Regions from separate parts of the Homo sapiens genome. Here region 2 is linked to region 1. Evidence: read pairs that join two places in POLR2A ChIA-PET (ENCODE). Cell type or tissue: Caco-2. All regions are shown on one strand.

Region 1 (4,000 bases):
CCGCGGACCCCAGCGACCCCGGTTCCCGCAGGGCCAAGTCAGTTACACATAGGCCCTGCCCTTGCTATCTGGCGAAAGGAACAATCTTTATTGTTGGTGAAGCCACAATACCCGGGCGTGCAGGTGGGCGGCGGGCAGAGTCCCCTCCTGGAGACCCTCTGGCACACAACAAAAACAAATGATCCTAACCGGCTCCCTGGATATAAGAGCCTCGGGCGTAAAGCGCGGGCTGGGAGGCAGACGGGTTCTGCGCCTCGAGGCTCCCGGATGGCCTCGGCTCCCGGGAGGGCCGGGGCCCCGCCGGCGGCCCCGCGGTGCCGGGTGCATGACGGTACTGTCCCTCTCCCTCCCCCGGTGCAGGCGGCAGACGGCGGAGGAGCGGGAGGCGGAGCGGCAGCAGGCGAGCCGGCTCATGCTGCAGCTGCAACACGACGCCTTCCAAAAGAGCCTCAACGACTCCATCCAGCCTGACCCGCTCTGTCTGCACAACTCGTCACTCTTTGCTCTGCAGAATCTGCAGCCCTGGGAGGAGGATAGTTCCAAGGTTCCCGCTGTCACCTCCCTGGTGTGAGCCCACCAGCGCGCACCGTCGCCACGGATCGCCGCCCCCACCCAGCCGGGCGCCCCGGACCCCCCAGGCGGGCTGCGGGGGAACCGGCGCCGAGAGGGGAAGGGGCCGCCTAGCCCGAGTAGGCCCCAGGGCGCGGCCACAGACTGGCGGGCCGCGGAAGGGGGTAGGGCCCGAGCTCCGCGCGGCCGCACAATCCGAGCCCCCGCCCCGCGCCCCGTCCCGCCCCAGGCCCGGGCCTGACAAGAAAGCGCCTTACGTTTCTCCGCCCCCCGCCCGCACCCCCCGGGCCGGGCGCCTGTATTATACTTTGTACTTTTGCCCAAACGTGTAAATAATAAAAAAGTTTTGGCTTTTTTCTTTAGAAACCGGCCACCTGCTTCCCCCGCGGGGGCCGCTGGAGGAAGGGCAGCCGACCCGGCCGCTGGGGGAAGTGCCAGGGGCCCGGGGCACCCTGCGTTTAGGCTGGGTCCACTCTTCTTCTTTTCCGTTCCTTTTATTTAAGTCTTTTTATTTAATAAAAAAGTTAGCTATTTCACTTAACGCCGCTTTTATTTCGTTTTCGTTCCAATAATGCTCGGCGACCCCCGGCCCTGCGCCCCACCCCTGCGGCGGTAGAAGCCGAGCGGCGGCGCGCAGGGCGCGTCCACTTCCGCAACGTTCGTCTGCATTCGCCTCGGCTGCAACCCCGGCCCGGGCCCCCGAGGAGGATGCGCGGTGCAGGTCAGTTGGTGCCGGCCACCCGCAGCCTGGGTGCGCACGGGATGGGGACTGGACATGGGAAAGGTGCTCCAGGCCCGAAGGCCGCGGGCCAGCGCCGGGGCGGGCTGGGGAGTGAAAGGCTGGGCCTGGGCAGATGCCTAGGCCGTCCCCAGGTCAAATCCACCTGGGGGGTGGGAGGCAGGGTGGCCTCGAACTTCTTAGAGCTCAAGTCGGAACTCGGAGCCCCACTTCACCCCGCAACTCGCTTTCCGCCCTCTTTTTCCCGCGGAGCCTCAGAGAGGACCTGGCTCTGGCCAGTCTGCGCGCGCTGTGGGCAGGCTTTGCGCGCAGAGCCGCTGCAAATCCTCGGTCTCCAAACGCCTGGGGAGCAAATGCAGCGCACAACCCTAGGGGCCCTCTCCTTGTCGGGTTTGCGTGGGACCCCAGGTGGAGCGTGACGTCATGTGACGTCACCGCAGCCCCCGCGGTGTCACTGGGCTGGAGTGGGCGGGGCGCCCGGAACTCAGAACTCTAAGCGCTGGTGTGGTAGCGTCGTGGCCGGGGTCCACCCAGCTCCACCGTGGCTCAAGAGCTGGAAGTTTCAGAATTGCGAGGTTTGGAGCGGCTGACCCCTTCCAGTCACATCTAACACACAAAGCCCGTGAACACTTCCTCTAGTTCTTTGATTTTTCCCCCTCTTTTATCATTCTCGCTTTCAGTCTTCTGAAAACTTACTTTCTGGCCTCTCCGTTTCTTTCTCTACAATGTTCCCTGTTTTCTCCTCTGTATGTTACTCTGGGTCTCTGTTTTACTATATCTTTCTCCTTTTCTTTACAGATTTATGATGTTTCCCAGTATAGTTCGTCCTCTATTGCTTTTCATTGCCCTCAGCCTTTTCTTGTTCCGTCGTCTCCTCCTTCTTCTCTCCCCAGTTCTGACTCTTGGCCTCTGTGTGTCTCTGGGTTTCTTTGTCTCCCTCCTCTCCACGGTCCTCTTGTCCTTTTGTCTTCCCTTTCTTGTTTCTTGAATCTCTTTGCCTTTATGTATCTGTCTTTCTCTCTCTCTCTCTCTCTCTCTCTCTCTCTCTCTCTCTTCTTTCCTTTCTCCCTGACTCCCTCTCTCCCTCTTCCAGGCCCAGCTCCCAGTAGCTCCTAAGGCAAAACACTTTCGGGGCCGCGTCCCAGAGCACCCCTCCCACTCCACGAGCACCCCCACCCGCCTCATCCCACTGCCTCCCTCGGAGCCGGAGCCGTGCGCCACCCTGCAGGTTCCCGTGCTCCGAGCCTTCGTTCTATGCGGGCTGCGGGACTGTATTCACCTGCAGGGCTGGAGGAAGGGGAGGGCGCCTGAGAAACACCTTGAACCCCCAGCGCTCCCGCCGTCACCTCCACCTCCAAGCCCAGCTAGCCTGGGATCTGCGCCTTTCAGGACATAAAGACACCCAGGGAGGGACTAGGGTGACTCAGAACTTCGGGTCTCTTCCGTGAGTGTTTTCCTGAAATGCTTTTATTTTCTCCAATAAAAAGCCTGATGAACGCCGTCATCGGGTTGGGAAAGGTTGGCCCTTCGGCTGAGGACTAGAGGGACCCTTGACTTTGCTGGCGGAGAAGCGCTTTCCTCAGAGACGGGTGTCGCGGTCCAGCTCCCTTCCGTTCCGTTTTATTCTGTTGCTCCATAATAAGGCCTAGCGGGGTTTTTTTTCTTAATTGTTTTTATTTCAACGCGCTTTTGGGGAACAGATGGTCAGGTGGCGTTTGGTTACATGAATAAGTTCTTTAGTGGTGATTTCTGAGATTTTGGGGCGTCCATCACCCGAGCAGTGTACACTCTACTCAATGTGTAGTCTTTTATCCCTCGCCCCTCCACCCTCCCCCACAGGCCCCAAAATCCAACGTATCATTCTTTCTTTCTTTTTTTCTGAGACGGAGTCTCCCTTTGTCGCCAGGCTAGAGTGCAGTGGCGCGATCTCGGCTCACTGCAACCTCCGCCTCCTGGGTTCAAGCGATTCTCCTGCCTCAGCCTCCGGAGTACCTGGGACTACAGGCGCGAGTCACCACGCCTGGCTAATTTTTTATATTTTTAGTAGAGACGGGGTTTCACCATGTTGGCCAAGATGGTCTCCATCTCTTGACCTCGTGATCCGCTCGCCTCGGCCTCCCAAAGTGCTGGGATTACAGGCGTGAGCCCCCGCCCCCGGCCCAACGTATCATTCTTATAAGGCCTAGTATTTTTGTTTTTCAAAATTACTTCTGTTGTTTTGCCAGGGTGACACTCAATTCTTTGGGCCTCTTTGGAGACACACGCACGTTGTTTTTTTTTCTTTCTGTTGGGCGCCTCGCTTTGCGCAGAAGGCCTCTGGCCCGGAGGCCCGTCCGGGGTAGGCGTCCAGGCAGGCCGGGGGTGGGGGGCCGGTCTGGCTTCGGCCCTCGGGGGGCGCCTGGCTTTCCCGCACCTAGTGCCTTCGCGGCGTTTGGCGTCTTCCAGCGCTTTGCCCTCACCCAGCCTTGCCCAGCCAGAGACGGGCTACGGGTCTTTTCCTGTTACAGAGCTGAGCCCACTCATGTGGTGCCAAGTAGCGACTATCTCTCGGCCACCTCCACCCAGAGCAATGTGGGCGCCCCCAGCGGGTGGGAGCGATTGCCGAGCGGCGCAAGGGCGTTTAACGCCTAACCCCCTCCTCCTGGGTTGCCAAGCCGCTAGGTCGCCGTTTCCAACGTGGCTGCGCGGGAC
Region 2 (4,000 bases), 110 kb after region 1:
CGCACTGGACCCCCAAAGGGAGACTAGAGGGGTAATGGGAAGAGACTTCCATTTTCTGCAGGGCCTTTTGGTTCTGACCTAGTCCTCTAGCAGGAGACTTGTGGGTGTGGAAAATTGGGGTGCAGTCACATCAAGCCATCAAAAACAACAACAATATTCATAGTGACCACCAGGTATAGTGCACTCACTACATGCCAAGTGCTTTTTTTGTTACTGTTGTTGAGTTGGAGTCTCACTCTGTTGCCCAGGCTGGAGTGCAATGGTGCGATCTCGGCTAACTGCAACCTCTGCCTCCCAGGTTCAAGCAGTCCTCCTGCCTCAGCCTGCATGCCACCATGTCTGGGTAATTTTTGTATTTTTAGTAGAGATGGAGTTTCACCATGTTGGCCAGGCTGGTCTTGAACTCCTGACCTCAGGTGATCCACCCGCCTCGGACTCCCAAAGTGCTGGGATTACTGGCATGAGCCACTGCACCTGGCCGCCATGTGCTTTTTTTTTTTTTTTTTTTGAGATGGAGTCTCGCCCTGTTGCCCAGGCTGGAGTGCAGTGGCGTGATCTCGGTTCACTGTAAGCTCTGCCTGCCGGGTTCACGCCATTCTCCTGCTTCAGCCTCCCGAGTAGCTGGGACTACAGGCACGAGCCACCATGCCCGGCTAATTTTTTGTATTTTTAGTAGAGATGGGGTTTCACTGTGTTTGCTAGGATGGTCTCGGTCTCCTGACCTCGTGATCTGCTTGCCTCGGCCTCCCAAAGTGCTGGGATTACTGGCATGAGCCACTGCGCCTGGCCAGCCATGTGCTTTTGCACATTATCCAGGTCAAGCCTCACAACCAGCCTGGAACTAGGGAATTCTACAGAGGAAGAACAAGAGAGGCACCGGTGCATAAAGTAACCTGCGTTTGGTCACATAGCAAGAGAGAGGCAGAGCTGGATTCAGCTCTGTGTCTGTCCGGCTCTAGGACTCAAGCTTACTTGTATGAGGGCTCTGGAGTGTGGCTCTGCTTTCTCTTTGCTGTGTGACCTCGGGCAAGTTACTTAACTCCCCTGGGTCTCAGCTTCTGCATGTGTACAATGGGAAAAAACAACCAAAGAAATCATCCCTACTGCCTCAGGTAGTTGTGGAGGGACAGTGCATCACCCAAACTCTTGTTTGTAGTCCAGACCCTGCTCCTATGCCTCTTACTCTAGGAGGGTTCCCTTGCCCCCTGCCCGCCCCCATCAGATATAGAGTCCTTCCCCAGGGCTGCTGCCTTGTCGTCACTGTGGGAGGGGAGGTGTTGATTTCTCCTTTCTGTGGGTAAGGGCTGCTCTGAGGAACCTCTGTATGCTCCTAGCTTTTGCTGTGTTGGCTCTTCTCTAACTCATAAGACCCCATGGCAGTGCATGGAGGGGAGGGCTGGCCTTAGAAGGGGCTTGGGCCTGCTGTCAGCACTGTGGGCCTGAGCATGGGGATTTATTCTGAAACTGCAGCAGGTCAGGAGGCCCCGTGGGCTTTGGTCCGGCTTGCTAGCAGTGTGTTTGCTCTGACGTCTCAGTGGCAAAAGGCCTCAGGCCATTCAAAATGCTGTTGTGCCAAGGATGGGGCCAAAGACAAGCCCCCTGTGGGCCACAGAGTGGAATCCCTGAATACCTGGGTTCCAATCCTGGCTCTGTCCTGGGCTCACTGACCTCTCTCTCTGAGCTTTGATTTACCCGCCTGGGTATCAGTGAGGCGAGGTCAGTGGCTTCTGTGATGCTTGAATGCATAGGCTTTGGCGTAGGGGAAACCTAGGTTGAATCCTGGCTGTGCTTCTTGGCAGCTGCTCTGCAAATATTCCTTAACCTTCAATTTTCTGCACCTCAGTTTCCCCATCTGTAAAATGGGATCATGAGAAATACCTACTTCTGGCCGGGCGTGGTGGCTCACGCCTATAATCCCAGCACTTTGGGAGGCCGATACAGGCAGATCACTTGAGGTCAGGAGTTTGAGACCAGCCTGGCCAACATGGTGAAACCCCGCCCCTACTAAAAATAGAAAAAATTAGCCGGGCATAGTGGGTGCCTGTGATCCCAGCTACTCAGAAAGCTGAGACAGGAGAATCGCTTGAACCTGGGAGACGGAGGTTGCGGTGAGCCAAGATCACGCCACTGCACTCCAGCCTGGGCAAGAGCGACGCTCCATCTGGGAAAAAAAAAAAAAAAGAGAAATACCTACTTCTTAAGGGTTATTGTGAGAACTAAGTGGGATATTGCACACAGAGTAGCTAGCACAATGGCAAAACACTCGATGAGTAATTTAGTAAAAGTAATTGTTCAATCAATTATATTGTCTGTGTTAGGTACGTAACATGCTGTGGGGTGCTAGGGAAAGCTAGAAAGGACGTGTTCCTTGGATCAGTGACATCAGGCCTCCTCCAGTCTGAGTTGGGAGCACAGGCTTTGGACTTAGGTCTGGATTTAATTGCCACTCTACCACTCAAGACTGTGTGGCCTTGGGCGAGGCCCTTAACCTCTCTGAGTCTCCACTTCCTCCCCATGGGCAAAATAAGGATGCTCATCCCACTCCCCTGGCCTGTTGGTAGGAGTAATTGATGACTAGCTATGTAGTAGGCACTCAAATATAGTGTTGCTCGTCATCAACAATCCACAAACATTTATGGGACGCTTGCTGCATACCTGGCCCTGGACTGGTTTTGAGGGGAATGAAGAAGGTATCCAAGGCTTTTCCTTCCAAGTGTTCCCCATGAAGAGATGGCACGTACTTCGAGAAGCTCTGTTTCCCCCGATCCCCATCCCACCTTCTGCCTTGGAATCGCATAGCGCTTGGCCACTGTCTTTGATCCAGGGCGCTCTGCGGGGCTCACAGGGATGGGTGGGTTCTGGGCCCAGCACGCTTCAGTTGGCCGTGTGACCGAGTGATTGACTGGCCTCTCTGTGGCTTATCATTCCTGTAGGCATCAGGACAGAACCTCCCTCCTGGGGTTGCTGAAAGGGTGAGTTCCCCCTGCCCGGGGGAGGCACTTGGCATAGCGCCTGGCTCATGATAAGTGTTAAGTAAATGTGAGCTGCGTATCTGCATTCAACTCTGGGGTGTCTCAAGGCCGGATTGTCCACCAGCCCACGGGTTCCTGGAAGTCAAAGGGAGGTCTGACCCCTGCTGCAGGCACCATGGCACCTGGCACAGACCTGGCATGCTGGAGGAATGTTGGGTCAGTGAGTGGAGGTTTGAGGGAGAGGTTCTCTGGGGACCGGGATCCAGACTGAATCCCCCCACCCACTCATCTGTGCCAGGGGCTGGGGCACAGAGAGGGCCAGCACCTATCCCAGCCATTGGAAACTTGAGAGAAACTGGGAGTATGTGCTGGGGAGCAAGAGCTCAAGGGTGCAGCAGGTACTCTGCTGACAGGCCTTGAACCAGACTCTGGGGCAAGAGGGTCTGGCCTGGGTAGATGTTTCACGTAGACCTTGAAATAAGAGCAAACCGGGTGAAGAGGACACTGTGAGCCTCTGCGTGCGTGCATGTGTCTATGCGCATATATGGAAGAGCCTTGCAGGCATATGGAACGGTGCTACTGGAAGCAGGGATCAGCCTGGTGGACTCACAGAGCTCCAAGCTGACTGGGGTGGCTGGCGCATCCATTCCCAGGAATGGGGATGATGGAAAAGACCGTGGTGGGCTTTGAATGCTGGAATAAAGGGCTTGTTACCTCATGGGCATGGATGGCCATTCTCCCTACCCAGGGGCTTTAGGGAGCTGGAATTGAAACAGGGATCAGTGGGAAGAGGAAAGGGAGAGAGAGAACAGGCCATGGGTCTTTACGGCTCCAGGGTTGGCTGCCTGCAGCAGCGGTGCCCATATTGATGATCTGTACCATGAAGGCTGATGTATGGGGAGAGGGAGGCCGACCCTCGGGCCCAACCCCCCATCCTGCAGTGCCCCCCTCCCCTGCTGATGGCTCAACCCTGCCAATCAATACATTGATAGCCCTGGGAGCATAATGGACAGTCTGGGGGGTGGGGA

The links. ChIA-PET counts read pairs that join two places held together with the same protein. Peaks named below come from ENCODE experiments on the same cell type or tissue, not always from the same donor. Only the 100,000 strongest peaks of a DNase experiment are listed, where the experiment ranks them.
Region 2: POLR2A ChIA-PET joins it to region 1 with 8 read pairs; 2 of 35 experiments call an interaction of 5 or more read pairs at or near these places.

What each region holds. Positions count from the first base shown.
Region 1 is chr5:171,311,029-171,315,028 of GRCh38, forward strand. TLX3 (T cell leukemia homeobox 3) reads left to right here. Exons shown (of 3, transcript NM_021025.4): 3 at 361-1,111. The coding sequence ends at 571. Among named protein-coding and RNA genes, the nearest start is that of TLX3, 3.8 kb to the left of the region's middle. RefSeq lists enhancers at 1-368, 2,139-3,023. In Caco-2, no CTCF peak of the experiment used is centred here; DNase peaks (open chromatin) are centred at 443, 787, 1,323 and 1,773; H3K4me3 peaks cover 2,146 bases.
Region 2 is chr5:171,425,041-171,429,040 of GRCh38, forward strand. All of the region lies in intron 2 of FGF18 (fibroblast growth factor 18), which reads left to right. Among named protein-coding and RNA genes, the nearest start is that of FGF18, 7.4 kb to the left of the region's middle. In Caco-2, no CTCF peak of the experiment used is centred here; no DNase peak of the experiment used is centred here.